3 separate regions of the Mus musculus genome follow, and all the other regions are linked to region 2. Evidence: chromatin loops called from intact Hi-C (ENCODE). Cell type or tissue: left cerebral cortex. All regions are shown on one strand. Links, peaks and the distances in the headings refer to the core of each region. The heading gives the core; the rest is flanking DNA. Region 1 holds the start of Tasor2 (transcription activation suppressor family member 2). Region 2 holds the start of Gdi2 (guanosine diphosphate (GDP) dissociation inhibitor 2). Region 3 holds the start of 2810429I04Rik (RIKEN cDNA 2810429I04 gene).

Region 1 (10,781 bases), core at 1,574-9,573, 70 kb before region 2:
AAAACTCTAAAATATGGTGTCTCTTCACATCAATAGAACAATGACTAAGAATGGGTATTATAATGTGTGTAAGTGTGTATGTGAGAGATATGTGTTGATGTGCATGTTTGTAAGTCTGTGGGTACATATGTGTAATGTGTGTAGAAATCAGAGGCCAACCTTGGATGTTATTTCTCAGGACCTGTCCAAATTATTTGTTAAGACAGGGTCTCTCATTGGCCTTAGATTCACAAGTAGACTAGACAGGGATTGTTTGCTCCCTCTTCCTCAGTGCTGGCATTATAGACTGGGCCACCTTTCCACCTTACATTAGTTATGGGGATAGAACACAGGTCCTTATGCTTGTCTGATAGGCACTTTGCTGACTCTTCTTAGCTCTTGGATACTATGAATATTCTTTGCTTTTTTTCACTTTCAGAGCACTCTTATTGAAGTTTTTTTTCTTTAAGTTTTAAAACGAGTTTATTGAAGAATACTTTTTTTTTTTTTTTTTTCTTTTTTGGTTTTTCGAGACAGGGTTTCTCTGTGTAGCCCTGGCTGTCCTGGCACTCACTTTATAGACCAGGCTGGTCTCGAACTCAGAAATCCGCCTGCCTCGGCCTCCCGAGTGCTGGGATTAAAGGCTTGCGCCACCATGCCCAGCTTTGAAGAATACTCTTATGAAGGCAACCACTTTTGATTTGTCATTAAAAAAAGTTACATTTCTTTATGCTGTGTACTAAAGGTCATTTAAGAGAACAGAGTCACATGCTTCTCTCTGTGGGATTCTTGGGTAGTATATATAGCACAGTGTTGTCATTTCTGTATCGTGAGAATAAATAAAAAGACTCTTCTATGTTTCTCTTCAAAAAGCGATGAAAATAACAGAAGGTGGCATAAAAAAGCCACATTTCTCTACTCATTCGGTAGTATCGGAGCCAGTATTTTTACCATCAGAGGTTACAATTTTCACTTTATCCAGTTTAATAAGTTCTGTCACCTCTCTGAATTCAACACCATTCAATACAAAAGTCCAAACATTATGGCAGAATCTCTATATGTATTTAGAGAGCCCCTAAAATTGACTCTGTTCCTGACTCTCTGAGCCAATGCTGAATTTATAGCTTTATCAAACTGAAGTAGAACTTGAAGGGCAAGCTGGGGGGTGATATGTTGAGACTGTATGAGCTCATCAAGGCTCTCTTGAAGACTGTTCCTCAAAGTTGTATTTCTGTACAACTGATATGCCATGGCTTTAAAGGAAGCAATTATTTTTTCTTCAGGCTTTCATTGGTGCCCTGAGGGAAAGTGCTTCTGCCACGCGGTAGCAGAGACAGGTAGGGAGCCCACTGCGACCACCTCCTCGGCCGAGGAAACCACAGTCCTGTGCCAGTTCTTACTGAAATCTTGAACACATTTTCACAGATGGGGTGCTTTCCACTTGTTTTCCATTCTGCTCATAAAGCTCCACCTCCAAGGTTCACTTTCATCTTTGGATTTTGACTTTTTAAACATCCCATTTTTTTGTTAAATCTTTGGTGTTTTCCTTCTGTTTTGTGTTTTTCCTTTTGTCTTCCACCTCCAACTTCATTTACTAGCATTTCATTCATTTTCGCACCATGTTATTACCTGAAATAACTGTGGTAGCTTATAATTTAATTCACCTTTACAATGAACTCAGATATGAGTAGCGTCTGTCTTTACCTTGCTGGTGACCATAATTTTTAGTTAATTATTATTTTTTTTAATTTATTTTCTTATTAGGTATTTTCCTTGTTTACATTTTCAATGATATCCCAAAAGTCCCCCATACCCACCCCTATTATTATTTTTTAAAAGATTTATTTATTATATGTAAGTACACTGTAGCTATCTTCAGACACCCCAAAAGAGGGCATCAGATCTCATTACAGATGGTTGTCATCATGTGGTTGCTGGGATTTGAACTTATGACCTTCGGAAGAGCAGTCGTGCTCTTAACCACTGAGCCATCTCTCTAGCCCTTATTATTATTATTATTATTATATGTTTTAAGTACACTGTAGCTGTCTTCAGATGCACCAGAAGAGGACATCAGATCTCATTACAGATGGTTGTGAGCCACCATGTGGTTGCTGGGTTTGAACTCAGGACCTTCAGAAGAACAGTCGGTGCTTTTAACTGCTGAGCCATCTCTCCAATCCCAGTTTTTAATATGGAACTAGCCACAAGTATACTCGCCCACTGAATGACTAAATCTCATCGTAACAAAATTTCAACCGTGGCACAAGGTCCTTGGTACTGCTTAATTTCTCTCAGCGGTTCTTATCTATAGAAAGGATAGACTTGAATTGTTACTTATAGTCACCTCAACACTCATATAAATAATAAATTTCAAGTTCGTCTGGAGAACTCCCACAATGAACTTAAGTTTTGTATGGATTTAACATTCCGCAAAATCAAACAGCAGTGAGATGTGGCACTTGGGTTAGATCAACCAGCATCACCAGAGTCACTGAAGATGACCTTCAGTTTATAGCTAGTTAACTGTCTTTACTCCTGCCAGCTAGGACTATACTCAGGTTTTCGGACGAAGTGTAGCCCTGAGCATTTACACCTTCCTTACACCAAGGGGCTTTTAAAGGCAAAACTACATCCTGGATCGCACTCAGGAGCTGCAGGAGGAGGTGTAGACCAGCAAGCAGTTTGACAGAAAGTAAGTTAGCTGTGACATCTTCGCTTCCAGTCAAGAACATCTGGGTAATTTTTCATCAAGAAAATCATTTTTAGTTAAACCTAAAATGGCCTCAGCAAGGAGACAAGATGGAAGCGTCTCTGTACTATCTTGCCCTGTCCCATTACAGCACCTGGTACAGAAAAAGCCAGAAAAGCGGCCATGAGTAACCCACAATACACTAGAAGAGGTTCCGACTGAGGAGCCTCATTTCCTGTGCACGCCTTCTAGATCCCGCCGCCTACATCTCGCGAGAAGCCAAGGAAGGCTGGGTCGTCCAATCCGGAGCTAGCTTTGCCCTCCCCCCCCTGCGCCTGCGCCTACTGGAAAAGCAGGAGCAACGTGGATGCTGGCGGCGGTCGCGCCTGCGCGTCGCTGTGCTCCTTGTGATTGGCCTTGGCGAGGCGAGCACGGCGCTTTAGTTTTCACTTTCTGTCTTCGGAGCCTGCTCTCTTTCTCCGTGCGCACGAGGTTTCACTTCCGGTCGCTGGTTCCCCGGGGGCTGGAGAGCGGACGCCTTCCCCGCGCCTGGCTTGTTTCGGAAGCGGCTTCTCGCTTGTGAGGCTGAGTGAGGGGACCGGGGCTAGCGCGCGCCCGGGACACCCGGGCTCGTGAGGCGAGGTCGGGAGACGCGGCGGAGCGAGGGGTCAGGAGGAGAAAGGGACGGGCTGGAAAAGCATGAGGAGGACACCGAGTGGTGAGCTCGTCTCTTCAGGGAAGGCGGCCGCGCCGGCGACAGGTAACGCTCCTTCCCTCAGGTGTTGGGGCGTCCGGGGCGAGGACCCCCGTGGGGAAGCAAGAGCGTGGCTGGCTCGCGGGGCGCGTACTGGTGGGCGGGCAGGGCGGCGCGGGGGGCCACTGGGCAGACGCCTCGGTCGCCCGGGATGCGGGACCCTCCCAACCCCCGCTCCTCCGCTCAGCTCCGCCTTGCAGAAGCTAAGGTTAGACGGGGTTTCCACCGAGCCCGTGGCGGTCGTCCGGATGGGTGTCTGCGTTCCGAGGCGGAAAGCCCGGCGCGGTTTGTTTTGTGACACCGGTCACAGAGCAGCTCCATCCCCCCAAGGGATGGATGGGATCCTTCTGCACTGAAGTTTTCCCTTGCCTGGGGTTGGCCTAGCTCATCCCCCTGAGGGGTTTTGGGGAAACCCTCAGGTCGGAGTTCGGGGTTCTGTAGAATCTATGGCAACGCACGGCATGGTTTAACTTCTTTATTACGTATAAGTGGGCCTGCCCATATGGAAGACAGCAGCCGACGGCTGCAGCAGCGGTGAAGGGATCTGCCAGTACGCTGGCCCCGAGGTTGGTTAGAGGGGAGCACCAACCGGCACTTGGTAGGAAACCGTGGCTTAACTTTCAAAACTGGAGCTATTTCGGAAGATCTCGAGTCTCCCTTAATCTCCGTTTACCAGTTTGACGCGCCTCTTGTTAAGCTCCTCCCCCCTGTATTCTTTCTGAAGGGAAACTTAGAACTGGGAAGCGAATGAAAGTCTTTCCTAAATCTCTATAATAAACAACCTGAGGACTCAACAGTGTTTCCCCTTAGAAGAGCAAAAGGAAGGCGGGGTGAATATGTCATAGTATAGAATCTGAGATTGTTGGAAATCCTACCGAAGAGGTTTAGGACAAAGCACATATACCTGATAGTGTAAGCGAATACCTCCCGTATTGGGAAATTGTTTGGTAAAGGGTAGCTCCAGTGTTACCAGTGTATATCAATACCTAGCGAGCCCAAGTTAGAAAAAAAAAAAACACGAATATTTGTCAATAATTAGTTTTAAAGAAGATGATGTTTGAGTGTGTTGCCAATTTGTTTCCTACTTTTTTTTTTTTAAATAAGAAAGATAAATGGCATCTCTCTGGTTCAAACATTTAAGTAAATTGAAATTTGAAAACTGCCAGGAAACTTGCCTGATACTACTTGTTACCTGTAGCATATCTGATTAGCACAAATATTATTGGATATGTTTATCCTTTGTGTCTTGTCAGTGGACATTTTTAAGATTTTCTTCTTTACAGAGCTGTGTTTTTCCCCTGCAGCTATTGTAAGCAGGGTTTAGGTGATGATAACTGTAGAATTAAATTCTTATGATAATTCTAGACACACTGTTAAATGCCTTGGGATGATTTTATTTTTTTAATGTTCATTCCCCTTAGGTATGGTTTTTATTACTCTGCTACTGGATGGTAGCACTGTTTTCTAAACATCTTAACCCATCCAATAATAGGGGGAAATTTTTTAAACTTTTTTTTTTTTGAATTATTTATTTTATGTATGTGAGTACACTGTAGCTGTCTTCAGACCAGAAGAGGGCATCAGATTCCATTACAGATGGTTGTGAGCCACCATGTGGTTGCTGGGATTTGAACTCAGGACCTTCGAAAGAGCAGTCGGTGCTCTTAACCGCTGAGCCATCTCCCCAGCCCCTCATTTTAACTTTTAATCTTTCCTAGTGAATAAGAAAGTCAAACATTTGGGCAGTCCGATATCCCTTGTTTATGAAATTGGGTCAGAATACTCTCTGCTTTGCCCTATTTAACAGTTACCATACTGTTTTAGCTATGGTAGCTTTTTTTAAATTTTGTTTTTGGTTTTCGAGACAGGGTTTCTCTGTATAGCCCTGGCTGTCCTGGAACTCACTTTGTAGACCAGGCTGGCCTCGAACTCAGAAATCCACCTGCCTCTGCCTCCCGAGTGCTGGGATTAAAGGTGTGCACCACCATGCCCTGCTAGCTATGGTAGCTTTATGATATATATTAGTACTTTCTTTTGGGGGAGGACCAGGGAAAGCTCAGGATCCTTCTTTGTTTCTTCCAGATGAAGCATCTCAATCTCTATAGGAAAACCACATTGGGATAATTGTTTTTGCATTGTATAGCTTATTCATTACATTTATAGATTCATTTAAGAAAAGGCATTGTTTTTATTTTTTCCTTCTAAGAATATATTTTTACTATGTGTGAAAATGTGTTTACAAAAGCAAGCAGGCTATTTCTGCACCTTTTTAAATAGAACATTACAGGTACCTAGAAATAAGATTGTGTGTGTCTTTTCTAGAAGGAAAGTATTCCTTGAACTTTCACCATGGTCTTTATTTCATTAACTAACATATTTTCACCTGTTTTGAACTTAGAGAAGTCATACTTTATAATCATATTTTGTTTTATGTTCCAAATTTTATGTTATAGCATGTGTCCATGCTCCTTTACACATTTTTCCCCCTCTAAGTTATAGCCCAGGCCACCATTGAATTTGGTATGTAGCAAAGGCTGGAATTGGACTCTTGATCTTCCTACTGAGTCCTCTAAAATGCTGGGATTACAAACACACTGCCACGCTGGATTTATGCTGTGCTGGTGATTGACACAGGGCTTTGTGTATTGTAGACAAGCATTGGTCTACATCCCCAGGTGTAAAAATACTGAGTCTCCAGTTATAATACATCTACAGGTGTAAAAATACTGCATACTACATTAGATGTTAAATTGACTACTAGTATGTTTAAAAACTAAACCAATTACATCTTGACTTAAATAACATTTTTGGTGAAAAATGGCTATTTACCTTCCAGAATATATTAGTGATAAGAGTAATATTGTACAATGTGTTTGCAAATACATCATGTCACCTTTAATTGTTCAAGTTCTGTACTTTGTTGTATAGATTGTTTTAGTTGAAATATATGGCAAAATTGTCTGTTATTGGCTAGTCCACTGGTTGGAAAAGGAAGGACATATTAATATTTTCTTATAGTTGTGGGGTTTTTGCTATTCATCAATTTTGATAATAGTTTGCATTTATCGAGCTTGTTCTTCAGAGGGCTTTCATTTGTGTAGTAGTCATTGGAAAATACCGCTTCTCTAAATTGCATAGATCTTCCAAATAGTAAGTATATATATACATAACATATTGTAACTATTATACATAACATATTAATACTAATAGTAATACATAGTTTATATATATATATATATATATATATATACACACACACATATTTATATATATACATATATATGTGTGTGTGTATATATATATTTTCAGGGTGTCACATTTATTAAATTAGATTTTTCTAGGACTCTGCCATATGATTTTTAGGACTTTGTCTTAGTATTTGTCAGAGTTATTATAGGTGCCCTCTTACTATTTAAATATTTTACATTTTTTATTGACTATTTCTTAATACTGCCCAACTGGTTTTGATTTATCTTACCTCTAATTTATCATTTATATTAATTTTACCAATGAAAAATATGTTTGTTTTTAATTTTTCACTAAACTATTTTGATATAAGTAGATGGTATATACACTTGTGTATTTTGTGTGTTTATTTTGTGGTACTAAGAATTGAATCCAAAGTTTAATACAGGCCAAGCTACCCCTGATCCATATTCTCAGCCCTGTACTTTTATGTTTTAAAGGCTGTAAATGCTGAGTAATAGAATATATGCCTAGTATGTGGGCCACCTTGGATTAATTCCTAGCACCAGTAATAAGTACAAAAGAATATCTGTTAGAATACAGCTTCTTTTTGAGACATTATGTCACTCATCCTGCCTGTACCTAGGATTTCCCTGCCATGTTTCACGAGTTTCTGGGATTACTAGTATGCTCCACCATGCCTGGCTAGAATTTTTTTTTTTTAAAGATTTTACATTTATTTTAAGTTATGTATCTGTGTGAGGGTTTGTGCACTTGAGAGCAGGTACCTATGAAGGCCAGAAGAGGATGGATCTGGAGCTACACCCAACATGGGTGCTAAGAACTGAACTTGGGGCTCTTCAAGAGTAATTAGTATGTGTTCTTAACCACTGACCATCTCTCCACTAGCTGGAATAAAAAAAAAAAAAAAAGAAGCTTTAAAATGTATGTCTTGTCTATATGTGTATATGTGTATATGTATTAGTGTGTATGGAAATGTGCATGAATACTTGCGGAGTGTGTGAGACAGGTGGTTGGGCCCATAAAAATCTAACTGTGTTAATGTGTAAATGAAAATGTGAATAAAAATATAAATGTGTATATGAATATATGTGTGTCTGTGCATACTTGTTTTGTTTTGTTTGTTTTTTCAAAACAGGGTTTCTTTGTATAGCCCTGGCTGTCCTGGAACTAACTTTGTAGACCAGGCGGCCCTTGAACTCAGAAATCTGCCTGCCTCTGCCTCCCAAGTGCTGGGATTAAAGGTGTGTGCCACGTCTGTGCATATTTGTATAAAGAATTTTAATTCTTTTCCTTTCCTTCCTGTCTGGGTCACAAAGAGTTAACCAGCCAGGCCAACAAAGGGATTCTGAATGCCTGACCAGAGAAGGGAGCAATAGCAATAAATTCTTTACCTAATCACTCAGCTGTTAGCAACAAGTGTCAGTAGACCAAGCTCTGAGCTTCTGGCCTCAGTAACTTAAAGTCAAGATAGGCATATGTTATTATAGAAAGCACTCCATAAACCAAGTCTTGACCCAGCCTGGTGCTAAGCTCCTTGACAATATTCTCTTCTTGTCTTTTGCTTTTCATTTTGTCTTTTTAAAATTGGTTTCTGATTTAATTACTGCTTTTGTCATAAGAAATGTGCCTAGGGCATACTTTCTGTTTTCATTTAGTAAAATATGACAATTAAATCTCTTGCTAATTGTCAATACACTGTTGCTTGATGAAATACACCTTTAATGTATAGCTTCTTTCTCTTAGGAGAAGAGCTATTTGACCCCTTAGGAGAGAACCAGCTCTTGGTGCCTAGTTCATTTGGTTATAGGACCTATTTCACCTCTATACTCAGGGCATTTGAGGTACTTATTTAAAACATAAAAGTACAGGGCTGAGGATATGGCTCAGGGGTAGCTTGGCCTGTATTAAACTTTGGATTCAATTCTTAGTACACCCCCCCCCACACACACACAGTGATGAAAGCAGTTTAAAAATGATTTAATTCTGCCCCTTGCTTTGTAAGATATAATTACTGAAAGAATCAAAGATGGACATTAAAAAGTAGTTGTTCCTGGGGGGGAAAAAAAACAAAAAAGATATTTTCTGAGAAAAACCACTTAATATCTTTCTGAGAGGTACTCAACATGCCAGTGAGTTTGGTAAAGACATTTAATTGAAAATTAGTAGTTTAGCCGGGTGGTGGTAGCACATGCCTTTAATCCCAGCACTTGGGAGGCAAAGGCAGGTGGATTTCTAAGTTCGAGGTCAGCCTGGTCTACAGAGTGAGTTCCAGGACAGCCAGGGATACACAGAGAAACCCTGTCTGGAAAAACAAACGGCACCCCCCAAAAAAACCCCCACAAAAATTAGTAGTTTAATGCTAAAGCATTAAAGTTCATAAACCCAATTTGATAAGTTAGAACATTGGTCACAGAGTTTATATGGATGTCTTTAAAAAGTTGCAATAAAGGACTAGGGGTTGTGGTTCAGTAATAGCATTTATTTAGCATGATGGATCCCTAGTATCACACTAGATACGTTTTAAAATAATAGTCAAAACTACATGATCTTGAACAATTTACCTTTTGGGCATCATGTCAAAACAAAAAATTATTTTAAAAATTGTAAATGTCAGCTGATCAGAAACTTTGTAGAAGATCAAATTTGGGGAATATTAAAAACAATCTTCAAAAGTTAAATATTGCACTTAAGAGGGTAAGACAGACAGATCACTGCAAGTTCAAAGGCCAGGTAGGGCTGAAGAAGAGGAACCCTGTATCAAGAAAGAGGGTGTGAGGATGCTCAGTGGATAGCTCACTTACTGCCAAACCTGGTGGGCCTTTCTGAGTTTGATTCCTTGAACCTGCATGGTGGTAGGAGAGAACCAACTCCTTCAGGTTGCCCTCTAACATATTACCACAGCATGCCTGAGACAACACATAAAAACACATGAAAAATGGATATAAAGTTATTTTTTTAAAAAGATTTATTTATTTATTATATGTAAGTACACTGTTGCTGTCTTCAGACACACCAGAAGAGGGAGTCAGATCTCATTACGGATGGTTGTGAGCCACCATGTGGTTGCTGGGATTTGAACTCTGGACCTTCGGAAGAGCAGTCGGGTGCTCTTACCCACTGAGCCATCTCACCAGCCCCAAGTTATTTATTTTTAAGGTTGAATATTCAACCCAATCTAACCAACTTGCAGTCAGATGAATAAGTCATAATTTGTAGATATAATTTTTTAATTCAGTGGAAATACTTTCCAGTTCTTCCTCCTCTTTTAAAAAGGCAACTGCCACTGGATAAATGGAAATGTCTAAGTCTATTTGCTATTTTGAAATAGCACATAATTACATAATTTTGTATGAATTTAAATAATTTGCTAGCAAGTTCAAATGATCTTTGGTATAGTAAATACAACATAATATGCTTCTTGGTCTACATATTCCTTCACATTTATAGTACTGATATTTGTTCTCATGTCTTTGATTTATAATCTGAGTTCCTTTAATTTCTCTACAATAGAGACTATTTTGCTAAATGAATGAATTACTAATCTAGGGTAGGGAGTGTATTTTACTTTTATTCTATTGAAGTAAATATGCAGTTACATGATTTCTGCTTTTTGTTTCAAAAGATTTTTTTTTCCAGAGAAAATTATTCCTGTAAGCATAATTTCTGTGTTATTAGTAGTTAAAGACTTGGAATAAAAGCATTTCAGTATGTTACTGCTTTTAGAACAAATTAGTATTTTGCTGTGGAACAAGCTTGTCTGACCCAATGGCTCAGTATACCAGAGTTAACTGAGTGTAGCAAACACAAAATCCATAAATGTAGTACAATGGAGGGAATTCAATTTAGTTGTCCACGTATGAACTTTGAGTTTGTGTTTTTTGAGGAAGGGTTTTTCTCTGTGTGGCCCTAACTGTCCTGGAACTCACTCTGTAGACCAGGCTGGTTTGAACTTGCAGAGATCCACCTGCCTCTACTTCCCAAGTGCTGGAATTAAAGAAAGGCATTTCCCACCACCTAGCATGAACTGAATAGATGTCAGCTTCCTGGGCATTGGCAAAAGCTAGGACATACCCAAGACTTCGAAGAAATGTAAACTTTACAGATTTATTCATATACAAATTAGATGCTTGGTAAACATTTGTTCAC
Region 2 (10,781 bases), core at 1,211-9,210:
TGACACTTGGGTATGTGTACACATGAATGCCATGGGGCAAATGTGCAAGTCAGAGAAAAACTTGAAAGTAGAGAACTGGTCTCATAACCCATGGATCCCAGTGATCAAATTCAAGTCCTGAGGCTCGGCACCAAGCACCTTTTCCCATTAAGCCATCTATTCTACTAGCTCCTACATCCTTTTTATAAATCCCATCTTACAGTGTTCTCTTTGACTAGAAAAGCATTCCTCCTGCTCGAAAAGCTTACCAATACTTGTTTTATTAGTTTGTTTTGAGATGAGATCTCTCTATGTAGACTTGGCTATCTTGGAACTCAATACGTAGACCAGGCTGGCCTTGAATTCAGAGTTCCTTAGTGCTGGGACTGAGGAGTATACCATCACAACAGGCTTACCAAAACTTTTTAAGCCAGTTAACCTCCTTTTATGAAGTTTCTGAGGATTCTATGTGAACTTCTCATGCTCCCCTTTTCTTTTTTTTAAGTCAGACAGAGTCTCACTATGCAGCCTATGCTGGCTACAAACACCAACCTCCTGCCTCTGGCTCCTCACTACTGAGAGTATATGCATATACCCCTCGGTGTCTACATTTACTCTTATTCTTCCACAGAGTAACTTGAGTGTCTGGATTCATTTGCAGCATTCTAAATTAAACATCTTTAAGAAAGGAATACTCAACTTTTTTTCTTTTTTTTTTTTTTTAAAAGAATTTGAAAGCCTTGGTCCTGTGACCACTACTGCAAGGAATACAAAGTCCTTTGTCTACATCTCTCCAACCTATCGCAGAGGTTTTCAAGGCACTCCTATTACTTACCGCATCTGTGCAATACAGGAAGCTTTTAAGTTTACCTTTTCATTTACCATAACAGACTGCAACAGTCACAGATAGTTTAAATAACTGAAATAGGACAAATAATTACTTCAAGTTGAGTCTTCAATCAGGAGAGTCTCCTGAAGGAGGAGGAGAGATAATAGCAGCTCATCCTGTGAGTGGATGAATGTTTGAAAACATTAACCCACATTAACCCAGAGTAGCCTTTCAAATCAGAAGCCACTTGAAATGAGACAAAAATTAACACAGCTGAATCAAATACCCAACTTTACCTATATGTATGCATGCTTAAAAAGCATATGTGAACCTCAAGTCCTTGAAACACATCTAAGGCGAACACAAGCTGCTTCCCTGATCTAAAATGCCTGAAACAGGTGTTTTAAATGTCTGGTTTTTTTTTTTTTTCCATTTTAGAAAAATTTGATACATATGGGGTTTTTGTTGTTGTTTTTAATTTTTTAGACAAGGTCACACTGTGTAGCCTTAGTTGGCCTAGAACTCTGTAGGTAGACAGACCAAGCTGGTCTCAAATTCTGTCTGATTCAACCTCCTGAGCCACCCACATGCTCGGATTAAATTAAGTGTCACCAAACCATAGCAAAGTTTCTTGGGAATAGGATCCAAGCCTAAACATAAATTTTCCTTAGGCTAGCCTGAAATTCCCTTAATACAGCATTTAGTGAGCCTGCACCTTGTCAACCACCCAGCAACACAATGTCCAGGATGGGATTCCCATGTGTGGTACTATACTGGAGCTTCGAAAAGATTCATTTGGAGCACTCTAAATTAAACATCTTTAGACTAGGAACATTCAACTTTAAAAAGAAAAAAAAAAAAAAGAATTTGAATTCCTTGGTCCTATGACCACTACCACAAGGAATACAAAGTCCTGTGTTTATACCTCTCGAAGCTATGGCAAAGGTTTTCAAGACCAAATCTAAGTCTGAGCAAATTTAAATTACAGTTTAGGATTCTCAAATCAAGCACAAAAATCTAGTATTTGATAAGTATGTTTTAATAAAGAGAAATGATAGGGAGCATATTCTGGGATGTAAAATAATCTTTAAACATATTATGCTGAGAATGAGTTGTTTATATGTCAAAGTACATGTTTCTGCTCAAATGTGTAGGCTTACTGTGTAGAAAAAAAAAAAAAAAAAAAAAGAACAAAGCCTTGGGAAACACAAATGGCTGTAGAGCCAGCTCTTTTCAAATAAGTAATTCTAGCACAACTCAGCGATTTATTACCAAGCCCATATGAGTTGTGTGCCAATTATGTGGTAAAAGTCTGCTTACACATGCTCAAAGCATAGAAATGCAGAAGTTGCCAGCCAACCAACAAAGAAGGGATAGGAAGCAAAAATGAGACTGAATAATTCAGAAGGCAAAGCAGCCTGAGCCTAGTTAAAGGGGCTGAAGGCCCCACAAAGCTCACTGGGACTTAATGCATTCAAATGTCACAGCACAAAAATTAGTCATCACAAAACACTACTTACCAAGACAGTCACTCTCCTTACTCTGGTGTCAGTAGAAAGGCTTGTCTACAAACTATAGGTTTGGAGGGGGGCGGAGCACTACTACTTTTTTTTTTTCTTTGTCCAGACAGGGTTCCTCTGTGTAGCCCTGGCTGTCCTTAAGTTCTGTCAACCAGACTGGCATCCAACTCAGAGGTCCATCTGTGTCTGTGCCCACCCCTCTTCCCCAAGTGCTGGGATTAAATGTGTGTACCATGACCTCATAGCCTTTAAAGTGATAATTCTCAATGTTAGATAATTACACAGAATCTGCCATTTCTCATAGAAAACTAAAGGTCTTCTTTACTAAAGTAACTTTCAATGCGTGAGGATTAATGTGAAGTTAACTGATAGAAAAGAATGCCAACACCAAGCAACACTAAAGTAACAAGTTTCCTTCACTCAAAGTCCTTGACATAACAATAATATACATTTGGTATACACCCTTTTACTAGGTTCTGAAATCTCCAGCACTAAATGTCTACAAGCCAAACATTAATGCCATGTACATTCTGATATTCAAAGTTACATCTAATTTGTGGCTTTTAACTTTGACTGGGAGTCTCTTCAAGATTTAACCTAACTCAAGATTTCACCCAAGTTCTACTAATGTCATTTCTTATTGTCAACATCATTCTGCTATTACTGTGTCTATTAATGATGGTCCTATGATGATCACAAGCTACACTGATACAATTCTAAAACATTTCCCAGTATAGATCTAGGAAGGCCCAGTGAGAAACAAGGTTAGCATAGCTGTAAGACAGCAGAAACTGTTCTAAATTCTAGTTACTTATGTATCCACTACCCATTAAGAAATTCACAATTCAAGTGAAAATTTAAATAAAGGGTGTTACTTTGTTAAACAGACTGTGCTATCTTTGATACAAAATGATGCTTCTAAACTAGGCCTGTGGAAGCCTGCAGGAAGCCTCTGGGCTCACTTAGCTACACTCAACCCACCCTATTAATGGGCAAATGTGAAGTATTAGCAATGACAATATAAAAGAGAAATAATTGGCTCTCACAATATGCTGGCAGCCACAGGGCCCACTAACAGGCCACCATCACAAACTACTTACTATGCCCGGAACCCCCAATTAGGCACTAAAAAAGGTCAACCTGCAGAGAGCCCTGGGTAGTGATTAATTTAGCCATTCAAGTCTCCCCAACTGACGGGGTTGAGGGTGGGGGGTGGGTGTTCCAATGGCTGGGTGTGACAGTATGTGCCTTTTAATCCAAGCACTGACCAACTACTGGGAAGGCTAGAAGGTAGAAATATCTTTTAAATTCAGGGTCAGCCTGATCTATATAGGGAGTTCCAGTATAGCTAGGCTACAGAGAAAGATCTTGCCTCAAAAAAATAAAAGAAATTCAGTCATTCATTCAAAGTTAAGTAGATGGCCTTGTAGGTGAGCAATGATGTCTATCTCCAGTCTACTCTCTGGGCAGTCACATGTTACTGAGCCTTGAGCAGAACATCTTGGCCTTGCCTTTCATCCCAACACCCAGAAGGCAGGGATAGGCAGAGCTCTGCATTCCTGGACAACCAGAGCTACAAGGTGAGAACTTGTCAGAATTCAATAATCTCTTCTAGCAATCATTCATCACTTCAAAGAGAAAAATAAGCTTTTCCTAAAAGTATTAAAAGAAAAAAAGTAGAATAAAAAATCTTGAAGGTTTTCTCTAAAACAGTTATTTCCGAGTATTTTATCTTAAAGATATTAATTTGATTCTAAGAAATGCCAATGCAAGCTGGGCGGTGGTGGAGGCAGAGACAGGCGAATTTCTGAGTTCGAGGCCAGCCTGGTCTACAAAGTGAGTTCCAGGACAGCCAGGGCTACTTAGAGAAACCCTGTCTCGAGGAAAAAAAAAAAAAAGAAAGAAAGAAATGCCAATGCATTTCAACAAAGTCGAAAGCCGTGGGGCTCTTATTAAATGACTTGGACATTTGATGGATAGACATATGGGATCCATACATCAATGTTCCAGATGAAGTAATTTACCCATAATTTCACATTCAATACCCCCCCCACACACACACACCGCAATTGATATTCAAAATGGTCGGTTCTCTTCCCAACTCCTTTTTGCAAAAGATCAGCCCTTTTGTCACAGTGGGGGGCCGGGGGGAAAGCACAAAGTATAAAAACCTGTCTATATTTTTCCCATATTTAAGCAGATAGATACTGACGAAAACGTACTGGAGCATTAGGGACCGCCTTACATTTACATACCAGTACATTCACACTGCGCATTTATTTTCTAACCTCCCAGAAGTGTAACAAGTACAGAGAACTTAGCCTCCCCCTTCTCAAGAAACTGTGGCGGCACGCAATAAACCAAACAAAAGGGAAGCACGGGCCGGACGTGAAAAGTATTTAACAGACAAGTTTTGAGAAAATTCATTTCCCATTTCAAGCGAGTGGATGAGAGGGCAGTGAAGCAATTAGAAAAAGGGTGTTTGTTTTTTTCCTAAAGAAACTCGTTTCATGATTTTCTCTAGAAACTTAAGTTGGCCAAACTCTAGGACAAATTATCGATCAGCGATCATCCTTCTGTTTGGCTTTCTGCGCCCTGAGACTAGCTGAGTAAGCTGCTGCTGCTGCTGCTGCTGCTGCTACTCGCCACTTACATAGGAAGTGCAGGCGCCAGCAGCGACTCCCTCCCGCTCGGTCCAGGGCTTGCCTGCTTCCAAGCGGGAGAGGTCATTCACCCAAAGGGGAAGTGCAAGGAGCACAAGCTGTTTTCCCGGTCCTCTTCCTTCCTGCAGGAGGACGAGGCTGTCTCTCTCCGGCTGCTGGGCGGTTCTGCCCTCAACTTCCCAATGGGCAGGCTTCCCACGGACACGTCCCGGCTTCCACATCCTGGTTTTCCCTAACACACTACCGACGCCTTCAAATCACTGCATCCCAACAAGCCACGACCTCCCTATCCCAGACTCAACGCGGGCGAGTGGGGACGGCCCCCAAGGGGGCGCAGACACCGGCAGTTCGGGCGCGGGCGAGGCTCGTGCACACCGATGGGACCCGCCCTCGCCCCCGGGCCCGGCGGAGGCCGGCCGGCCGCGTCTCCCCGCAGCCCGCCGCAGCTCACCGTCAGGCCGGTGCCCAGCACGATCACGTCGTATTCCTCATTCATGGCGGGGAAAGGAGCGCACGCGGGGGCTCGGAGGCCGCCGTAGAGAAGGGAGCGAGAAGTCCGGCCGCTCTGGGCCCCGGGGGTCGGGGGGAAAGGGAAAAAGCGAGGAGAGGAAAAACGGAGCTGAGGAGGAGGAGAGGCCGGCCGCCACCTCAACGGGAAGAGAAGAGCAGGGAGGGGAGGGAGGGGAGGCGGGGAGAGCGCGGGGTGAGGAGAGCGAGCTCCGGCGCCGGGGCGGGGCGTGCGAGAGGCCGACGGCGCCGTCAGTCAAGGGGATCCTGCTCTCTCATTGGTGAATTTCCTTAACCCCACCTCTCCCCCCCTCGTTCCCCTCTCGCGAGAGAAGGGCGGACTGCTGCCATCTTGGCTTCCGGTTTTGCGCTTTTTTTTTTTTTTTTTTTTTAAATTTCACCCGTCTTGTGCTCCTGTGGTATGGGCGGCGACATGCGAAGCTGAGGGTCTAGTTGAATAGGAGGAACAAGGCGGAAACTGCAGCTGGGCTACCACGTGCCTGACTCTCGCGCCAAGGTGTGAGATGGAGCACGGTTGTTTAGGCTTCGGGCCACGGAGCCCAAGCTCCGCCCTTGGGACTTTGAGAGGTGTACGTGCATCGCCCTGGCCGAGCGGGGCCAAGTCGTGAGGACGCCAGCCTCTCCGAAGGTTGGCAGCCTCGTTGCCTCTGCAGCTTGGCTCCTGGCCCTGCCCCTGCCCCTGCCCGCGCGGGGCTGGGAAGACCTCAGGATTCTGTGTGCCCTGCTTTAAACTTGTATGGTTCTGTTCGAACAAATAAATGTGTTCTAAACTGGTATCCATGCTTTAGGTAAAATGTGGTCCAGAATGGCTTTCCTATATAATGCTCCGCATTCTAGCTTGTGATGCAAAGCAGGTTATAAATTTAAGAGTTGATAACCCTGGTACCCAAGCAACTGGGCTTCAACTAGTCTCTCAGGCTGAAGGCTGCCAAAATGTGCTTATAAAGGCAAATGCTGAATTGCACTATATTTTGTATGTTTGCTGTGTTTCAGCCTCTACATGCAATTACCACACTAGAGGTGGGGCTTCTGAACCATCTTTGGTGTGCTGCCTGGTTCTGGATCCTGATCCTTGTTAAAACTTTGTTGAATCTAATTAATTTCAGAGTTGTTTTGTTTTGTTTGGACAACAGAATTGTCAGGGTGCAAAGTAGACCTTCCAGTAACCCTCAGGACCATTAAAGCAACATTTGCAGGCCCCTTGGACATCAAGCTCCACTGGCTTTGAACTAGCTGTGCTGTGCCTCGGCCCTTAGCACACACCTTTAATCTTGCTGGAATACAGGCACACCCTAAGTGCACACCTTTGATTCCAAAGGTAAAACTAGTTTATTAGAAGGAAGCACCCATGTTTAACAGTGATGTCTAATTGAGTGGCTTGACTGAATCAGAGAAAGGTTTGCCAGGTTATACCCAGCTCTCAAAAGAGAGAGGGAAGGGAAGCTATTTAAGAGGCAGTACAGAAGAGGAGGAGGAAGCAGTTTTACTGTGACAGTTATAAAGGGACAGGTTGCAGAGAGGACAAATTAGACACAAGTAAAGACAGAATGAGTCAAAGAAGAGGCGAAAAACCAAAACAGATTGCTATAGTTAAAGGTCAAGCAGAGCAATTCGGAAGAAGCAGAGAGGAGCCAGATTGAATCAGTCAGCTTGGAGAGGAGTTTGAACCAGAACAGCTGAGTTGAACCATCCAGCCAGAGTTCAGAAAGAACTAGAAAGGGTGAGTTTATTCAGCAGTAAGTCTCAGAGGCTGAAAACATTCTAGGGCTACATTAGATTGTATGGAGGCTGGAAGCTTCTGCGACTAGGCCTACATTGGCAGAAAGGAGCAGTAAGTCTCCCAGATGACAGTTACACAGGAGAATAAAAGTTGCATTAAGAAGCTGGGTGTGGTGGCGCACGCCTTTAATCCCAACACTTGGGAGGCAGAAGCAGGCAGATTTCTGAGTTTGAGGCCAGCCTGGTCTACAGAGTGAGTTCCAGGACAGCCAAGGCTACACAGAGAAACCCTGTCTTGAAAAAACAAACAAACAAAAAACAAGTTACATTAACATACTATATACATACCATATGTAATCTCAGCCAGCTTTTTTTGTCTTTCCTTTACCCCCAACTTTTACTAAATCGGATTAGTTAAGTGGTCCCATTTGCTAGCTGGGTTAAAATCATAACAATTTTAAGAGTCAAACTGGAAAGTACAGTTAAGAGGAATGAATCCATGTAAGAGCCTTGACAGATACTTTTTCTTGATTTTTTTTTTAATTTGGGAAGCAATAATTATTTTTACAAAAGTTCTTTCCAATTCAAGAAGCCCAGGTCTTTCCTTCCTTGGACACCAGCTAAAGTTCATTTGCTAAAATCATAAACCCAAACTATGTATAATTTGTTGAGGACATAGGTTAAACAAATGCCTTGGAAAAGCAGTGGCCACAATGGAAAAGAGGATTTTTATAAAGGCATACTTGGAATAAAAAAAAAAGAAATAAAGTCATCAACCTTGACAAATGGAAGGGCTGTTACCTAGAACAATTACTACCTAGCATGCACAAGGCCCTGGCCTGGTTGGCTGGAATACCCATTTCATCCCCAGCACTACAACAAATAATTGTTTTCAGATTCCCTGTGTAAATACGTCTTGTTTTTAATTAGGATGAAGAAGCTGTGAGCTGATAAGGTGGCTCTGTGGTCAAAATGCTTGTGACAATAGCCTGACAACCTAGCTCCACAGAACCCACAAGGTGGAAAGAAGAGAGTCAACCTCACAGTTGTCGTCTGGCCTCCGTGCACAGCCACGCATGCAAGGTCAAAAACATGCTTACAATAGTAATGAACACAATGGAAAAGGAAATCAATCAATGCTTCCTTGAAATTTTCTTTGGAGAAACAATGAAAAGTCTGAGCAACAAACCCAGTACTTTACACCTGACCATTCCCTTCTTTTGTATAGGAATGCTCTGATTTGACTAACACTTATATATATATTTATATATATTTTCCACTTGAAGACAGTCAAAATAGGCAGACATTGCCTTATGAGATAAAACTTCTGACCAACCAGGCCTATGCACATGCTTTTCTCCATGCTCTGAGGCAGAACTTGCAGCCATCCCAGGAGAGTTTCCAAATCTAAAAGAAAACCTTCAAATTGTTACTAAGCGTTGCTAAAATTCCCTCCCGTGAAGACTTGTAAACTCACTCTACCTTCTTCTACATCCTCAGGACAAAGCAATTATAACTCCACCATAGTTCATGCTGGAGAACCATTGACTTTATTAGGCTGGGGAACCCTGGAAAGTCTACACCCAGCACTCATGAAGACCACACACACACACACACACACACACACACACACACACACACACACACTCTTAACTGTGTAGATAGAGTACCTATCTCTTCCTTCCCCCATCTATATATACCCTCATCCTTCCCACCACCACCACCAAGGTCATATTCAGTTGGGGCAGAATTGTACATAACTGGTTGGAAGGGTGGCTAGACATTCAGATGATGGTCCTATGGCCCTCCCAATGGCTCCCCCAAAGGGAATGCCAGCAGTACACAAACCATCAGTGATGATCATTGGCAACCAGGGAGTGCTTACCTCCTGAAAATGGTGGCCGTTTAGCTTGGAGAATGATCCTGTACAACAGTAGATCCCAACAGCTTTGGAAGACATGTGCTTAGCTTTAACTTAAAGTCTTCAGCAGATAGACACTTCAGTTCTGAGTGTCTCAATCCATTTGAGTTGAGAGATATAAACATGAAATTTAAGGATCTGAGACTTGGCTACAAGTCTCAAATGGTAAAGTTGCAAATGGTCAGAAGGTAATGTTGAGGACCGAGGAGATGGTGCAATTGGTAATATGAGTTAACCCCCACGACACACGTCAGGAAGCCTGGGGTGGTGGCACAGGCTTGTGATTGCACAGTGCTGGGGAGGTGGAGATGAGCAGGTATATGGGCCTTGCTGCCCTGCCTGTTTGCCCAAATCCATAAGCCCCAGGACCCAGTGAGACTGTGTCTTGGAAAATAAGATCAGTTGCTCCTGAGAAACAGCACTTGAGGTTGAACTCCGGCTTCCACAGGCACACACTGCTTATGCACAAGAAATTGAAATCAGGCTGTGTATGGTGGTTCATACCTATAATCCTAGCACTTGGAGGTGGAGGCAAGAGTTAGGAATTAAAGGTCATCTGCTACAAAGCTAGGTTCAGGCAAGCATGTGTTACATGAAGCCCTGTCTTACAACTCGGCAGGTTCCTTCCCAATCAGATAGAAAGGCAGGCTTTCTCTGATGTCATTTCCTGAAATGACCTGATAGATTCTGAAATACTTTTACTTGATGAAAATAGACTCTGGCACAATGTACTAAAAAATTTGTAATGTGCCGGGTGGTGGCATGCCTTTAATTCCCTATAAGCACTTGGGAGGTAGGGGCAGGTGGATCCCTGAGTTCCTGGATAACCTGGTCTACAGAGTTCCAGGATAGCCAAGGCTACACAACAAACAAACAAACCTGTCTTAAAAAACAAATCAAAACCAAAACCTAAAACCTTACAATGCTTATACATCCGAATTTGGGTGAGCAGAAAATGCACTATTCAAGTGACGGACATTCCCAGACTATCAGAAATCAAACTTTAGTGGGAGCTGACCTGCTTGCTATTTGAAACAACAGTATTACCAACACCATAAATTCATTCAGATAACTGTCAATTTCAATTTTATTATTTGGAAACACGGTTTTACTATGCAATGACTTTGGCCTCAAACTCATTATAGTGTCAAGGCTGGTCTCAAATTTGCAACCCTCCTGCTTCAGCCTCTCAAGGGCACTAACATGCCAAGTTCCAATTTTTTAAAACATATTTATTTATTGTTATATGTAAGTACACTGTAGCTGTCTTCAGACACACCAGAAGAGGGCATCAGATCTCATTATGTATGTTTGTGAGCCATCATGTAGTTGCTGGGATTTGAACTCAGGACCTTCGAAAGAGCAGTCAGTGCTCTTAACCGCTGAGCCATCTCTCCAGCCCCCAAGTTCCAATTTCTAAGACTCATAAATCTTCTTGAGTAGTCCAGAAGAATTAGGTGACAGGGGAAATGGCAATTCAAGGGTGCTCATAGCACCTGACTAAATTGCCTTTTAATTTGTTCACTGAGGTTGGTTCCTTTGTCACTGGTCATTGTTTCATAGAAGGAGGAGGAGGAGGAAGAAGAGGAGGGGGGAGGAGGAGGGGGGAGGAGGAGGAACGT
Region 3 (10,781 bases), core at 1,896-9,895, 61 kb after region 2:
TTGTGTGTCATTTATATGTGCTACTAAGGTTGGAAATTTTAGCAACAAATTGGCACACCTTATGTCCAGCTTAAAACCGAACTAAACTGAGATGAAAATCCACCCCTCACCTCCCCAGTATAAACAACTAGGGCTTCACTCTAAAGCTGCATCAGGGTGGAATTTAAACATGTAATGAGTCTAAGGGGTCTACAGAGAGCTGACTGAGAGGTTCCTTCCCCAAACCCTAAGCAAACCTAGGCCCCAGCCCTGAGCTGGGACACAAGGTTTCACCAATGTCACAACACAGTTGGGGTTCCCTGGGCCTGAGAGAAAATTCAAGGACCCAAAATCACGGCTGCCTGAGAAGCAGCCTTCAAAACTGAAAAAACAGCAACTATCTTTCCAAAGCTTTCTCACAGACACAACCAGCTGATCTGGCATCTCAGCCCAGACTCACTTCTGTCTTTGGTTTACACAGCTCGATTCTCCACATCTACCTTTCCTTATCTCATGCCTGTCATGCTTGCATGTGTGTTTCTTCTCCCACAATGTCCATGTTTAAATCTATATTAAACACTTTATGAACTACAGTTCTGGGATCTAGAAAAATGCTTCCCAGGTTAAAAGAACTTGGGGTGCAATCATGAGGCCTGGAATCCAAATCCCAGCATCCTGCAAACACCCGTAACTACAGCTTCCAGGAATTAGACAACATCTTCTATGAAATAATTTTCATTATTTCTACATTGAAAAACTGCCATTAATTTGGAGGAACATATACATACAAATATATAGCAAAAATGCAAAACTTTGTCCTTTTTAAATGTAGTTCACAAAAGAGTTAGGATCTTGGTCATGAATCAAAGGAAAGGAAATGAAAATCCAGGTTCCTTTTGTACCTTGTAACCCAACCAAGTACTATTATCTCTACAAATCTGTTTCTTGTTGAGTGTGCCAAAGTTCTATGGTACTTTTGATATTCAAAGGGAAACCACTTAACAAAGAGTCTTGGAACATAGCACATACATAGTAATTATCAATTATTATTTAATTTTGGAACAAAAGTTAAAGACAAGTAGTGTTTCATGTTCATTTTTAAGTGTCAGGCACAAGGCTTAGACACTTATGGCTTAAAGTTGAGACTGAAATATCAAAGGAATTACAAAAAGCCATTTTGCCAAGAACAAACCTAAGTAAAAATACCTAGTATTGTTGAAATATAATTGCCATAGGCAGAATCATAAGTTTGTAAGAATAACTTGATGCATTACCTCAAAGTTTTTATTATTACAAGTATATGGTTTTGGTTACATAAATGATAAAGGAAAAAAATAACATTAAAAAAAGAGAGCAAAGGTAGGTATGTAGAATATTACTAGGTTGCTTTACACTCCAACTTGAGAACCAAAATACAATATGTAGGGAAAACTCCTTGTACAAAAATGATAGAAACCATCACACTAAAGATGATAAAACACCTCTCCTCCCTGAACACTTCAAAAAACAGACTTCCCTGAGATCTTTGAGTTTTCCTGGCTGGAAACAAGAAGCCCCAGTAACTTCTTTCATCACCACAATCGTATTTCCAGTAGAACATCAAAGCAAAACCTAGGAAAGCCACTCTGGTGGCTTTCTCGCTCTCAGCACTTTATTTTTATTTTATTCTATACATACAGAGAAACTATTTAGAAAGTTAAATAAATAAATTTTGGTAGGCAACAATATTTCACTTACAAAACAAATATAAAAATGAATTCTATTTTATCTTATGACAACAATAAAAAATGTTGTCAGAAGACAGGCAATGGTAACACACCTTTAATCCCAGCACTCTGGAAACAGAAGTAGTTAGGCAGATCACATGACTTAGAAACCAGCCTGATATATAGGCTACTCAGAAAAAGCCAGGGTTTCACAGAAAAACCCTGCATAAAAAAAAGACAGAGAGAGAGAGAGAGAGAGAGAGAGAGAGAGAGAGAGAGAGAGAGAGAGAGAGAAGAAGAAGAAGGAGGAGGAGGAGGAGGAGGAGGAGGAGGAGGAGGAGGAGGAGGAGGAAAAAGAGAACGGAGAGGGAGAAGAAATAAAATTTTTAGACGTTTGGGTTGGTTGGGTAGTTGTTTTCTAAGTGTTAGGAAGATGCTCAATAAATGAAGTACCTGCTCTGCAAGCATGAGGACCTAAGTTCAGATTCTTATCCACATAAAATCTGGTGCAGTGCTGCACATTTCTTTCTAACTCCAACACTTTGTCTCACAAGAGACAGATCCTAGGAGCCAATCAGTGCAGCCAAAATAGCAAGCTCCAGGTACAGTGAAAAATTTTGACTCAAAATTAAGGTAACGAGCAACTGGAAGATATCAGACATAGACATCTGACCTCTACACAAAGCTTGGGAAACTCAGACCTGTGTTCTTTAACATGTATTAACTCAATAACTCATTGTAATGCTATGAAGTAGGTAATACTATAGTCATCATATACAGCTGAATAAAATGAAGCACCAGAAGTCATTAACCGTTCCAGGGTCATGCAATCAGTAAATGGGAGCAGGCGGAATCTGGACTGAAGATACCAAATATCCAAATCAACTACAGCATTTATTTAGTTAGCAATTTTTACAAAGAGCCTACTAGGTACAAGGCACAATTCTAAGTACTAGGGATAAAATTATGAATAAATCTAATGCGATCTCTACCTGTAGTTAGAAAGAGAGGGCCAAAAAGTCCAATGGGAATAACTAACAAGTGAAAAGTATATCTAATAATAAATACAAATGAGAAAAAGAAAAAATATGTAATTTAATACCAAACAAAAGAGTCAAACAACAGGAAAAGAGAGACTTGCTTCTATTTTAGGAACCAGAAGTTCTCACAAGTAAAGAACAGCAATTGAAGACAAGAGCAACTACCACCAACCAGAAGTCACTACATCTATCTGCCTGGGTAACATCCTGAAGCCCAATAGTGAGAGTCATGGGATAAAGCTTAGGTTAAGTTGGCGGCTGCCTGGTGGCAGGGAGAAGGAGCTTAGATTCAATTCTGTATGTAACCCAGAGCGTTTCGAGGATTCTGAGCACAAAAAGTGCAATCCAAGTTCTTTTTCAAAAGACCATTCTTATTCTTATGTGAGGACCAGCAAGCAAATTAAGGGCACCAGTGAGGGCACTAATCCAACAATCTAAGGAAGATAACACTAGAACTTAAGACTTGAATCTGTGCATGGTTTACAAGGAGATGAGATACTAAAGGAACCTACTACTTGTTTCTGAATTATCATTCTTCTCATACTCTTAAGTTGTGTTCAAGGAAATTTAAATTTTAAAAATCTACTAATATCTACATTGATGTTTCAGTTGACACTGTTCTTACTAGAAAAGAAGTGAAAAGTATTTTTGGTTGTTTGTTTTTCAATATTCTGTTCCCCTATGATTTATTTTAGTTTTTATTTGTGATGGGGTCTAACTATGCAAGCTCTAACTGGTCTGCACCTCACTATGTAGATCAGGTTGGCTTCAAACTATCAGAGATCCTCCTGCCTCTGCCCCCTAGTGCTGAGATTAACCAAGCCCAGTTTATACTATGATTTACAGTCTTTTATATTCTAATAAAACACTAAGAATCATACCAGCCTTCAGGATCTGTTCACTTGTAGATAGCAGGTACCTAAGGTTTCCCGTGATTAGTCTTCTTCTCATTGTATTCTTCTCTCTAGCATACCAGGCCCTATTTAGTACATAGCTACAAGAGTATGCCACAGAAAACACTTACCTAGTACCTGTAGATGCACAGTCGTGTTAAATGCCTTTCACTTAAGAACTAGTTCATTAGTCGGCTCCAAAACTGGAAAATGATGTCTTCAAACTATGAATGAAAAGCTCAAAGTCATACAACCAGCAGAGACATAATTCAAACCCATATCTAAGTCTTTGATCTTTCCACTTCAAAAGCTATTGAAGGGTGTATGTTTGACTCTATAGGTATATGTCGTCATTGGAACTTATTAGCAGTGATTGGTTGTTGAGAAGTTTTTTCTCACTATTTAGAATGTTAGTTTTCAATTGGGATGAAAGGAATGAAGTTACATATTTAAGCACATTAGCTTTGAAAATTTGTATTTTTCTACCTGAGAATCATAGAAATTAATCTTTAAGGTGAATCCCACCTTTTAAAAAGTGAACAAATATGCATTAATTACCATACAAAGGAGTAAAGTTTCAAGACAATATACAAAACGAGGTACATACTGACCTAAAAGACACAAAAAAAGAAAACAAGAGTAATTCAGGAAAAATGGCAAATAACTAGGCTAAGCAGTAAGCTGAGTGCACTCTAGTAGACTGAATTCTTGGATGGAGGGCTTCATTCAGGTAACCTTCCAAGTGTCCAGGACAGGCCGCACAGGAAGGGCAGATTCTAGCAGTATTTCCCTGGGCAAAGCCCAGTCAGTGTGAGATAACAGACTCAAACATTTAGAAAGCCCATCGAGGTAACGTTAAACTGAGCTAATGTGCACTCCATAGGAACTAGATTAAGGTATGTCTTATTCTACGCAAAGGAGGAACACGCATTCTCCAGGCAAAAACTAAGAGTTATTACATACTCCTTAAAAGTTACAAATCCTTTATATTATGTGTCCCTATTTTTATCTACATACCATTCTACATTATACCTGGTCGAAAGAAAGCAGTAAAATCCTAGACATGTTTTGTAAACAATAAAGGAACTTCTTACAGGATGGTCTGAGCTTTCCAAACCAGCCCCAGGAAGAAAGTGCTTCCAAACTGAGAGAAGTGCCCCTCTCTGTCTACCCGGACTGCTATTTTAACAGCACTCAGAAGTGTGAACAGAGCACCTACACGTGAGGAGAGGTGCCCTGCATATAAAGGAAAAGTAACGAGGAAAAAGAAGCGAGGAAAACATTGCCTTGGGATACTGACTCCGAATGTCTGAGAACAAGGCAGAGGCAGAAACCGGTGCACCTGGGATGAGCAGCGAGAGGAAGCTGGAGAACCGCATCCCGGTGGTGGTGGTGGTGGTGGGGGGGGGGGGGGGGGCTGGGCAGGCGCCCCTGCCATGATCTGCAAAAGCTGGAGGAGCAGATGCTGGAAGGCGCAGGGAATGAATGGCCCGAGATGCACCGGCGCTGGAGGAAGGAATGAGTTGTGATGCCGAAGGCTGGGCTCACAGCCAGATCCGTGGGCTCACAGGTCGGTGAACCATGCAGTGCAGGTAGTCGAGTCAGGGTGGCCATGCTGAGGCGGAAGTGGAGGGGTGGGGGGCGGCGGTCGTTCGGCGACCTTAGGCTCAAGGGCGGCGTGGCGGACCGAGGCCTCCAAGGTCAGCACCATTCCCCGACCCGCCGGCCCGGGGGTCGCTTACCTTCCGCGCCGTATCGAGACACCATATCTGGGCCTCACCTGCGCTATTCTGTGCCCACGCCTCGGCCGGGAGGAACGCCGGAGAAGTTAGCCAGTTAGCAGGCCTCCCAGATGCACCATGTTGCATCCCTCGCTCCCCAAGTCCCGGTACCAGATTCGCGCTTCCAGGATGGCTCCGCCCCACTCCTCGCCTCCGCCACGCCCCTCTAGTGCACGCCCAGCCCCCATCCTACTCCTGAGCGGGCTGTGAGCTGCTCACAGTTAGTAGGCACCATGCAAGAGGGTTGCAAGGGCAGAGGGCAAGGTGACCCAGTCCTGGTCCTCCTGCCCAGTTGCGGGTGGCATAGCCTTGGTGGTACATTGCAGGCTGGCAAAAGAGGCCTCTGTGGTATCCAATCTGAGACTCCATTGTTATTACAATAGTCTATTGTTGGAATGCTCAAACAGGAAGCCAAACAACTTCTCTCCCGAAGTACAACAGTTTCGTTCCTCCACCTTAGACATTTGAAAAGAGTTTGCAAACAAATAATCAGTACTCTTTTCAAAACTGGCTTTGCAAACCTGAGGTTTTTCTCCCAGAAAGACAGGAGATAGATATTCAAATAAAATCGCTCTCATTCTCCCTTTCTCACTCTCCTTCATAAATTCAACTTCAGTCTATCCCTAGAAAGCTACATGTTTCTCTGGACCCACAACTGAAAACATAGGTAGGGCTTAGTTTCAGGAGTTACAGACAGCTCTTAGGCACACCACCAGCAGGTCATGACCTGAAATACCACTGCGAAGAAACAAAGAAAGGAAGAAACTGAAGATCTGGGAGAATGTTATTTGACAAATTATCTCTACACAGCAGTTATTTCCACTAAGAAAACTGACAAAACTTTGCTTTTGAGATTGAAAAATGCATATGTTCCAACACAGTTCACAAAATTCATTGTAACCCAATAATTAGTCATAGCATGCATCCTGTCCATCACTCACTATAACTCATCCTTTGTGCCAATGGACAAACACACTGATTTCCTGTGTTCAAAACACGTTTAGTATGGTGAGAGAGGCAACAGCTGCAGGATAATTTCAGAGCTACCATCTGAGGGTATAATCCTTGAGGGGCATAGCTATACCATGTCAAGAAAGTAATAATCCAGGCTGAATAATTAGTTCTGTTAGGTAGGGAAACACCAGAGCAGCATGTACATGGGCAGAGAATGGAGGCCAGGGAACATCCTAGGAACTGTGAAGCATGAAGCAGAGAGTGAGGTAGGCTGCAGGGACCAGTGTATCCAGACAAAGGAAGCTTAGGAGGCAAAGGGAGGGTGGGAGAATGAAGGTCATTCAACTGTGAAGCATGAAGCAGAGAGTGACTTAGGCTGCAAAGATCAGTGTATCCAGACAAAGGAAGCTTGGGAGGCAAAAGGAGGGTGGGAGAATAAGGTCCTGCAAAGTTTGGAGACCTGTTTTGACTCTGCTACTGGGTAAGAAATCAATGAAAGGGCTAAACAATAAAAGTAACTTTAGAAATTCACTCTGGCTGCAGCCATGAGATATAATAAAATGGAGGACAAAGTCATTTTAAAGGAGAAGTTTAAATAGATGAAAGTTCAGAGCAGAGATGGTTCATCTCTGTACATATTGAAGCCATCAGTTATTAGGGCTGGCTGGAAGGCTTAGTGGGTCAAGTATTTGCTACACAACCGTGAGCAACTGAACTCAGATCTGTAACAACCACATAAATGCAGCCTGTAATCCCAGCTCTCATGAAGTAGAAACAGGATTTCCAGAGAAGCCGAACAATCAAATTGCTAAATAAGTGAACTCTAGGACAGGAGACAGTGACTCAAGAAGTCATTTTGATGACATCAAGTCAGAAGTATGAATATCATCCAACGTGCTAAATTCTAATACAGTGATTACCCTACTAACTGGGGTTCACAAACGCCTTCTGTTATTAGCAATAATGGCTCAATAATTTTTTAAATATTATCCATGAGCCAAAATAAATATATAACTCTGTTATTACAACTAAATAAGGCCTCGTAACTTAAGTATTTATAAATTAACAGGTTGGTAACTCAACAGGCAAAAAATAAATATACTCAGCCGGGCGTGGTGGCGCACGCCTTTAATCCCAGCACTCGGGAGGCAGAGGCAGGTGGATTTCTGAGTTTGAAGCCAGCCTGGTCTACAGCATGAGTTCCAGGACAGCCAGGGCTATACAGAGAAACCCTGCCTTGAAAAACCAAAATAAATAAATAAATAAATAAAATACTTAACTCAAAAACAAGACTAAGATATGTATTTAGTAATGGGATATCTGTAGCCCCTGGTCAATGTACCACTTCTCAAACTTAGGACCTTAGAACGATATCACTATTGTTTCCAGCTCTACATGGGCAGGAAACTGTCAGGCACACTGCTCTACACTATTCTATCATAGTGAAAAGGATATGTTCCTCACTACAAGTGGTCTTACCTAGTTGAGTGGTGGCAGCCAGATATTTTCCTTACTGAAGTATAAAATATATTTTCCTCTATATTGGCCATAAGTTGACAATGCTTTGACCAACCTTATGTTCTCACCAACAACTTGTCATCTAATATTTCAGCCTCTAATGATAATCTTGTTTTCAATCAACTATTTTACTGAGCTGCAAATGATACTTTTCTAGTTACACATTCCTTTTGTGGTTGTTGGCTGCTATTCCTCTTTAATGAAATTTCATAGTAGAGCACACTTTTAATGTCAGCACTCCGAAAGCAGATTGTTGTAGAAATTTTTAATCCCGAACCGGGCTTCTAACCCACCTACAAACCTTTAGCTTCTTGATAAAATAAACACACAGCCTTTATATTTACAATAAGACTCAAACAGCACAAAAGCTGGGATGATACCTAACCTCTTTGTTATTAGAAAATACTTCCTATTGATAACACCAATTATTACTTACTATTTGTTCAGTTTCATCTGGGCTGCTCTTAACTCTAATTTGTCAGCCCTCAGAACTATGTGATTATCCCTCACCTAACCCATGGCAGCTTCTTCTTCTCCCTCATGTACCACTTTCTTCTCCTCATGGTTTACCTTGGACCCCAAATCTGGGAAGCCCGAACCCACCTGTGTCTCTTCTGCTCAACTATTGGCTGTTCACATCTTTATTTATCAATCAGAAATAACTTGGGGGCAGGGTCACAGGTCTCTGTGCTGACTCCAGGGCTTAGGGGCCTACACTTAGCAATTCAATGGACAGAAAGACCAAACTTCCTATTCAAATATAAATTGAATACAATTACAGCAGTTATGAAAATTATAGTCACACGATCTTTTAATACTGAAATAACCTTAAATGCCATATTCTGTGGATCTCTGATGCTTTTGAAGCTATCTACATATAGCATAACTGAATTATTAAACAATTGTTTTTCACTATTTACTATTTGAATAACCTTGAAAACATGTTATTATAATTAACTAAATGAGAATCTGATGTGACCATGAGTTTGACTGTTTATCCTAAACAGTTTGCAATAACTGCTATTAAAAGGACTGGGATAGGGCTGGGCGGTGATGGCACACACCTTTAATCCCAGCACTTGGGAGACAGAGGCAGGCATATTTCTGAGTTCGAGGCCAGCCTGGAATACAAAGTGAGTTCCAGGACAGTCAGGGCTATACAGAGAAACCCTGTCTCGAAAAAGCAAACAAACAAACAAAATAATAATAAATAAAAGGACTGGGATTAAACCTTTTATTCTTAAATCATTTGCCTATCTAAGTACCTATCTAAGGTAACAAAATTAATTTAAATTTTGTATCAGTATACAAAGATTTATACCAATGAAACCTTAAACCTATATCAATATTTAAATTCTTTACCAATGTAAGAAAAATATAACTTCAATTCTGCACCAAAATATAAAGGTTTCTACCAATGTAAGATTATGACTGTAAAATGTTTTGTTTAAGAGTAAATTTAATCATCTATCCCTTTATGTGTAATTTCTTTTACTATTACTCTATGCCCCTTCTTTCTTTTCAACCCCCTTCCCTCTTCATAAGAAAGAAGGTTAGAAGCCAGGTGTGGTGGTGCACGCCTTTAATCCCAGCACTTGGGAGGCAGAGGCAGGCAGATTTCTGAGTTTGAGGCCAGCCTGGTCTACAGAGTGAATTCCAGGACAACCAGGACTACACAGAGAAACCTGGTCTCGGAAAAAACAAACAAACAAACAAACAAACAAACAAAAACAAAAAGCAGAAAACAAAGAACAAAAAAGAAAGGAAGAAAAAGAAAAGAAAGATAGAGAAGAGCAAAGGAAAGATAACAATTTCTGAGTCTGAGCTCTCTATTTAGTTTCCTCCCTGCACAAAACTATAATTATTTTTAAATTATCCCTAAAAGTGACAGCATATCTATAATCCATAAAATGACCAAAACTATCCACCCCAACTTTAGGAACTGGGACAGTGGTCTTCTTAGGATTGATTCCTGATGACTTGGGATAAAGAATTCATTCTGGGGACCCAAAAGGACATTGGGAAAATAAGTCCATAAGTCAAAATAAAGCTCACTGTCTTTATTTGCTGTCACTTTTCATGTGTTGATAAAGTCCAGGGCTTTACTGAAGTCCTGAATGGAACCATCTGAAAAGCCATATGGACTGATGTCATCAGGAATTAGCAGCCCTTTCTGAAGCAAGTCTCTGGAAACAGCCTCAGCTGAGGCAGAATCAGGCAGGCAGCTCAGCATTCCTGAAGCTGGAACAGCAGGTCACCTCAGCATTCCTGAAGCTGGAACAGCTGGTCACCTCAGCATCCCTGAAGCTGGAACAGCAGGTCACCTCAGCATTCCTGAAGCTGGAACAGCAGGTCACCTCAGCATTCCTGAAGGTGAATCTTGTCAGGGCTGCCCTCTTGTTGTTTTAGTCTGTAATATATAAACCTTACAACCAATATTTAGTTCTATAAAGATATTTGTATGGAATGTGCATGGTACACAGATCAGTTAAGGACGAATTTTTGCTTCTTGTTTGAGCAGGTATAAGACAACTGCCTTTTTGATGAGTTAACTTGATCAACAACCAAATGGTAATACATCTTCATTCATGCCATATCAAAAAAGTACAGAGATGAATTTTGAGGGTTCTGTAGACTATGTATACCTGAGTTCTGGCTAGAGACAGCACATTATTCTTAAAGACATGTAGATTTAATAGAAGTTAATACTCATAAAAGTTGATAGAAGAATAACAGAGAAAAAAAGACATGATGAAATTTGAAGCACCCTGTACAGATGTTGTCAAGATGATGAAGGACCAGCGAAGCAGAGTTAAAAGGTTGAACTGTTAAAGTCATAGAAAACAGGAAAACAACCACAACAACAACAACAACAACACAGTTCTACAAAAGGAGGTAATGTTTCAAGGA

The links. A loop is a pair of places that touch in the nucleus more often than their neighbours do. Peaks named below come from ENCODE experiments on the same cell type or tissue, not always from the same donor. Only the 100,000 strongest peaks of a DNase experiment are listed, where the experiment ranks them.
Region 1: a loop joins it to region 2, with 4 times the contacts of the local background. A loop is called at or near these places in 11 of 42 quality-filtered maps.
Region 3: it touches region 2 in a loop (2.2-fold over the local background); 3 of 42 quality-filtered maps call a loop at or near these places.

What each region holds. Positions count from the first base shown.
Region 1 is chr13:3,603,440-3,614,220 of GRCm38, reverse strand. It overlaps Tasor2 (transcription activation suppressor family member 2), which reads left to right and starts at 3,113. Exons shown (of 20, transcript NM_134063.3): 1 at 3,113-3,431. It also overlaps the pseudogene Gm20277. In left cerebral cortex, for the core only: a CTCF peak has its summit at 5,006 (motif pointing right); DNase peaks (open chromatin) are centred at 3,019, 3,632 and 3,969; H3K4me3 peaks cover 1,810 bases; H3K27ac peaks cover 1,216 bases.
Region 2 is chr13:3,533,005-3,543,785 of GRCm38, reverse strand. It overlaps Gdi2 (guanosine diphosphate (GDP) dissociation inhibitor 2), which reads right to left and starts at 5,711. Exons shown (of 11, transcript NM_008112.4): 1 at 5,443-5,711. The coding sequence starts at 5,487. In left cerebral cortex, for the core only: no CTCF peak of the experiment used is centred there; DNase peaks (open chromatin) are centred at 3,413, 4,691, 5,214, 5,790 and 1 more place; H3K4me3 peaks cover 3,225 bases; H3K27ac peaks cover 1,949 bases.
Region 3 is chr13:3,472,970-3,483,750 of GRCm38, reverse strand. 2810429I04Rik (RIKEN cDNA 2810429I04 gene) reads right to left here and starts at 5,519. Exons shown (of 7, transcript NR_045363.2): 1 at 5,399-5,519; 2 at 4,177-4,229; 3 at 3,750-3,842. In left cerebral cortex, for the core only: no CTCF peak of the experiment used is centred there; DNase peaks (open chromatin) are centred at 5,081 and 5,562; H3K4me3 peaks cover 1,057 bases.